Regions from separate parts of the Homo sapiens genome. Here region 1 is linked to region 2. A link is an interaction called in ENCODE POLR2A ChIA-PET data of the cell type or tissue named here. Cell type or tissue: PC-9. All regions are shown on one strand. Links, peaks and the distances in the headings refer to the core of each region. The heading gives the core; the rest is flanking DNA. Region 1 overlaps MCOLN1 (mucolipin TRP cation channel 1). Region 2 overlaps ARHGEF18 (Rho/Rac guanine nucleotide exchange factor 18).

What was found. ChIA-PET counts read pairs that join two places held together with the same protein. Peaks named below come from ENCODE experiments on the same cell type or tissue, not always from the same donor. Only the 100,000 strongest peaks of a DNase experiment are listed, where the experiment ranks them.
Region 1: POLR2A ChIA-PET joins it to region 2 with 9 read pairs; 7 of 35 experiments call an interaction of 5 or more read pairs at or near these places.

The regions. Positions count from the first base shown.
Region 1 is chr19:7,527,670-7,530,537 of GRCh38, forward strand. MCOLN1 (mucolipin TRP cation channel 1) reads left to right here. Exons shown (of 14, transcript NM_020533.3): 6 at 195-291; 7 at 489-588; 8 at 928-1,034; 9 at 1,152-1,301; 10 at 1,432-1,533; 11 at 1,921-2,043; 12 at 2,617-2,832. Among named protein-coding and RNA genes, the nearest start is that of MCOLN1, 6.5 kb to the left of the region's middle. In PC-9, for the core only: no CTCF peak of the experiment used is centred there; no DNase peak of the experiment used is centred there.
Region 2 is chr19:7,372,620-7,375,520 of GRCh38, forward strand. It overlaps ARHGEF18 (Rho/Rac guanine nucleotide exchange factor 18), which reads left to right. Exons shown (of 29, transcript NM_001367823.1): 3 at 193-452. Among named protein-coding and RNA genes, the nearest start is that of ARHGEF18-AS1, 21 kb to the right of the region's middle. RefSeq lists enhancers at 1,213-1,817, 1,818-2,422. In PC-9, for the core only: no CTCF peak of the experiment used is centred there; a DNase peak (open chromatin) is centred at 1,452.

The DNA of each region.
Region 1 (2,868 bases), core at 1-2,500, 150 kb after region 2:
CAGCACACTAGGCACTCTCACCCCAGCAACTACTTCCCTAAGGTGGGGACAGGGCCCCCCCGCCCGCGCTGGTGCCTGCTGGGTGAGCACTTCCCCTGCCAGCTGCAGAGTCAGCACGTGGCAGGGGACGCTGGCACTTGGGGCCGGAAGGGACCCGAAGACGCCCCTGACCCTCACCCGAGCCTCCTGCCTAGGCTGGTCAATGTCACCATCCACTTCCGGCTGAAGACCATTAACCTCCAGAGCCTCATCAATAATGAGATCCCGGACTGCTATACCTTCAGCGTCCTGGTGAGGCCCCCCGGGAACCCACAGGGCTCCTGAGTTCCAGGGCAGGGACCTGGTCAGGGAGTGTCTTGGGAGCACTGGCCAAGGGCAAGCGTGCGGGTGATGAGGGAGGGAGCCCGGGGTCTGTCAGGCCACCTGTCATGTGGACCTTGGGGCTTGGGGCTGCCAAGGTTTACTCTGCCCCCAACTGGCCCCCACAGATCACGTTTGACAACAAAGCACACAGTGGGCGGATCCCCATCAGCCTGGAGACCCAGGCCCACATCCAGGAGTGTAAGCACCCCAGTGTCTTCCAGCACGGTGAGCCCCTGAGCCCCAGACCAGCACTGACCAGGGGCCCTGGCCTGTCCTGGGATTCCCCAAGCCCCAGATCAGCGCTGCCTGGGGGCCGTGACCTCCCCAGGAATCCGCTGAGCCTCAGATCAGCACAGACCAGGGACCCCGTCCTGTGCTGAGATCCCCCAAGCCCCAGACCAGCACTGACCGGGGTTCTTGACTCACCCCAAGCAAGCCCTGAGCCCACTGACCAACCAAAACCAGCCGTGCAGCCCCCTAGGTCTCCAGCCTGGCCTGGCACCAATGCTAGCCTCCCAAGGCTCCATGCCATCCTTGGCCCTACCCGCTCTGCCCTCCCCGCAGGAGACAACAGCTTCCGGCTCCTGTTTGACGTGGTGGTCATCCTCACCTGCTCCCTGTCCTTCCTCCTCTGCGCCCGCTCACTCCTTCGAGGCTTCCTGCTGCAGAACGTGAGGCTTCTGCGTCATGTGTGCTGGTGTCCTCCCCGCCTGGCCCTGGGGCGATAAAAGCCAGGGCTTTGAGGGTCCTGTGCCTGGTCAGGCCCTCACCCCGCCTGCCTTCTGCAGGAGTTTGTGGGGTTCATGTGGCGGCAGCGGGGACGGGTCATCAGCCTGTGGGAGCGGCTGGAATTTGTCAATGGCTGGTACATCCTGCTCGTCACCAGCGATGTGCTCACCATCTCGGGCACCATCATGAAGATCGGCATCGAGGCCAAGGTGCGTCCTGCCAACACCCTGGGCCCCAGGTCCCATCCCTGCTGTCAGTGCCTATCCGGGGCCATATCCTCCCCCAGGCCCCCCAAAGGAAGGGCTGGGCCAGATAGGTTGACGCAGCTCCCACCCGCAGAACTTGGCGAGCTACGACGTCTGCAGCATCCTCCTGGGCACCTCGACGCTGCTGGTGTGGGTGGGCGTGATCCGCTACCTGACCTTCTTCCACAACTACAATGTGAGTTTTGCACATGCAGCTGGGCCTTCCACATGGTTACTCCACACCCTCCAAATAAATCCCTACACACGCAGCCCTCACCAGCCCCGGCCAATGGCCCCTTGCAAGCCTCCTCCTCCTACCTGCCCACACCAGATATATCTGTCACTGCACCTGCGCGGGGCCCCGGGAGCCTGCTCCTTTGTGCCCACCCAGCTGAGTCTAGCCGTGCGTTGCCCTCGGACCCCCTCAGACGTGGCCACGCCCCCTCTAGGCACCCACTGGCTCCCATGACCACACCGGCTGTGCCCTCGGCAAGGCCCCGCCCCTCCCACCCCCATCTGGGTGCCCACAGCTGACCTGAGTTGTGGCCACACCCTCAACGAGGCTCCCTCTGCCCCAACCCAGATCCTCATCGCCACACTGCGGGTGGCCCTGCCCAGCGTCATGCGCTTCTGCTGCTGCGTGGCTGTCATCTACCTGGGCTACTGCTTCTGTGGCTGGATCGTGCTGGGGCCCTATCATGTGAAGGTACATCTAACCCCTGATGTCCCTGACATTGACCCTGTGACCTTGTCATTGACACTGTGACCCCCAGATGACCCCTTGGTGACTGCTGGGAGTCTGTCCACTGTCCCCTGTGGTCCTTGGTGACCCTGACACTGACCCTGTGCCATTATTGTTGTCACAGTTGTTGATGACCCTATTTCGACCTGAATTACTCCCCTCCTGCTCTATCTACCCAGACCCTAGGTCGGCCCTGTGGCCCTGTCATTGACCCGTGGTCCCGGCCATTCACATGGGACCCCAGCCTGGGACCTGGCCATTCACATAGTGACCCCAGCCTGGGACCCGGCCATTCACGTGGGACCCCAGCCTGGGTCCCGGCCATTCACGTGGGACCCCAGCCTGGGACCCGGCCATTCACAGGGGCCCTAGCCTGGAACCCGACCATTCACATGGTGACCGCAGCCCGGGACCCGGCCATTCATGTGGGGCCCCAGCCACCAGCTCCTAGCCATTTGCATGGGACCCCAGCCTGACCCCAGCCCCCGGTTCCTGGCCATGCCTTGGCTCCCTCTGACCCCGCCGCCCCTCTGGCAGTTCCGCTCACTCTCCATGGTGTCTGAGTGCCTGTTCTCGCTCATCAATGGGGACGACATGTTTGTGACGTTCGCCGCCATGCAGGCGCAGCAGGGCCGCAGCAGCCTGGTGTGGCTCTTCTCCCAGCTCTACCTTTACTCCTTCATCAGCCTCTTCATCTACATGGTGCTCAGCCTCTTCATCGCGCTCATCACCGGCGCCTACGACACCATCAAGGTCAGCCGCATGCACCCAGCCCTGAGCTCGGGCTCT
Region 2 (2,901 bases), core at 291-2,790:
CAGGGGACTGGGGGACTACTCCCTCCCATTCCATCCCACCCGCTGTGAGGAGGGCGCTGAGCCCAGGAGGGACAGGTAGGGGACAGGCAGGGTCTGGATGTTGGGAGCAGGGACCTTGTGGTCAAGAGACCCCAGGTTCTGCTGCCCCTTGGTCAATGTCTTCTTCTCCCTCCTCACCTTCCCAACCTACAGGAGGATGATTTTCCCAGGCGGCTCAGCGAGAGTATGGAGGACCTCAGCCTGGATTTGGGGGCCCTTCAGGGCAGCGAGTATCTGCAGGACCTGGGCCTTGGGGCCCCTTCCCACAGCCAGCCTGGGGAGACCCCAGACAGCCGCCCCACCGGTGAAGAACCAGGAAGAGATTCTCTTTTCTCCAGCTTGGCAGGGTCCCAAGACCTGTCAAGGCGGCGCAGCTGGGAAAGGTCGCGGAGCTGCTCAGAGAGCTGGCGGAGGTCAGTTCCCCACTGCTGCCTGCTTCCCACAATGCACCCCTGGGACAGGGAAGAGGTCCAGAAGGCCAGAGCCAGGTCCTAAGACAAGCCACCCCTTGCACCTGCCGTGGTCCCCAACCTTTTTGGTACCAGGGACCAGTTTCATGGAAGACAATTTTTCCATGGACCCAGGGGGACAGGGGATACTTTCTGGACAATTCAAGCACATTCCATTTATCGTGCACTTTATTTATATTACGTTGTAATACATAATGAAATAATTATACAATTCATCATCATGTAGAATCAGTGGGAGCCCCGAGCTTGTTTTCCTGCACTAGACAGTCCATTCTGGGGGTGATGGGAGACAGTGACAGATCATCAGGCACTAGATTCTCTTGTTTTTGTGTTTGTTTTTTTTTTTTTGTTTTTGTTTTTTTTTTGAGATGGAGTCTCACTCCATTGCCCAGGCTGGAGTGCAGTGGCGTGATCTCGGCTCACTGCAATCTCCGCCTCCTGGGTTCAAGCGATTCTCCTGCCTCAGCCTCCCGAGTAGCTGGGATTACAGGCACGCACCACCACACCCGGCTAATGTTTGTATTTTTAGTAGAGACGGGGTTTCACCATGTTGGTCAGGCTGGTCTCGAACTCCTGACTTCATGATCTGCCTGCCTCAGCCTCCCAAAGTGCTGGGATTACAGGTGTGAGCCACCGCACCCAGCCTAGATTCTCATAAGGAGTGTGCAACCTAGATCCCTCGCATGTGCCGTTCACAATACAGTTCCCGCTCCTATGAGAATTTTTTTTTTTTTTTTTTTGAGACAGAATCTCACTCTGTTGCCCAGGCTACAGGCTCACACCACCACACCCGGCTAATTTTTTGTATTTTTAGTAGAGATGGAGTTTTACCATGTTGGCCAGACTAGTCTCAAACTCCTGACCTCAGGAGATCCTCCCGCCTTGGCCTCCCAAGTGCTGACATGACAGGCATGAGTCACCATGCCGGGCCCCTGCTCCTTTGATAATCTAATGCTGCCACTCATATGACAGGAGGTGGAGCTCAGGCAGTCATGTGAGCAATGGGGAGTGGCTGTAAATACAGATGAAGCTTCGCTCACATGCCTGCGCTCACCTTCTGCTTTGCAGCCCGGATTCTAAAAGGTCACAGACTAGTACCAGTCTGTGGCCCAGGAGTTGGGGATCCCTGCTCTAGGGCCATGAGGGGCGTCTGCACCATCAGAGGCAGCCCAAAAAACCCTCTTCTAACTTGCACATGCATGAACATAGAGCCTGTGCAAGTGACCGAGCATGCATGCACAAGCCCAAACTGAAAACTGCATGTGAGGCCGGGCGCGGTGGCTCACACCTATAATCCCAGCACTTTGGGAGGCCAAGGCGGGTGGATCACCTGAGGTCAGGAGTTTAAGACCAGCCATGGTCAACATGGCAAAACCCCCTGTCTACTAAAAATACAAAAATTAGCCAGGTGTGGTAGTGCACACCTGTAGTCCCAGCTACTCGGTAGGCTGAGGCCCGAGAATCGCTTGAACCCAGGAGACAGAGGTTGCAGTGAGCCAAGTTTATGCCACTGCACTCCAGCCTGGGCGACAGAGCGAGACTCTGTCTCAAAAAAAAAGGAAGAAAAAAAAATCGACTGCATGCACACACTGCAAGCACACAAAAACCTAAATTTACACACCTGCTGAGAGTACGGCCACGATCAGCACCCATCAGACCCACGCATATAAGCTTAAACGTGATCTGCATACTGCTTGCATGCATACGCATGAAGCCACCATGCAGTTATGATCAGAACGGAAATGTGTGAGACACCATGCACCCCACAGTGGCAGCACCAAATAGTAGAGGCAGGGGGTGCTCTAGCCACCCCTAACCCGTGTCCCTCAACCCCTTCCAAGTCATCCCACATAGAAATTCAGGCCGGGTGCAGTGGCTCACGCCTGTAATCCCAGCACTTTGGGAGGCAGAGTCGGGCGGATCACTTGAGGTGAGGAGTTCGAGATCAGCCTGGCTAATGTGGTGAAACCCTGTCTGTACTAAAAATACAAAAATTAGCTGGGCATGGTGGCACGTGCCTGTAATCCCAGCTATTTGGGAGGCTGAGGGAGGAGAATCGTTTGAACCTGGGAGGCGGAGGTTGCAGTGAGCTGCGATCGTGCCACTGCACTCCAGCCTGGGTGACAGAGTGAGACTCTGTCTCAAAAAAAAAAAAAGAAAGAAAAGAAAGAAAGAAAAGAAAGAAAAAGAAAGAAAGAAAGAAAAGGAAGAAAGAAAAAGAAAGAAAAGGAAGGAAGGAAGGAAGGAAGAAAGAAAAGGAAGGAAGGAAGAAAGGAAGGAAGAAAAGGAAGGAAGAAAGGAAGGAAGAAAAGAAAAGAAAGAAAAGAAAGAGAAAACCAGTCTGTGCAAAAACGATCTGAGATGCAAATGTAGCTCCAACAAATCTAACCAG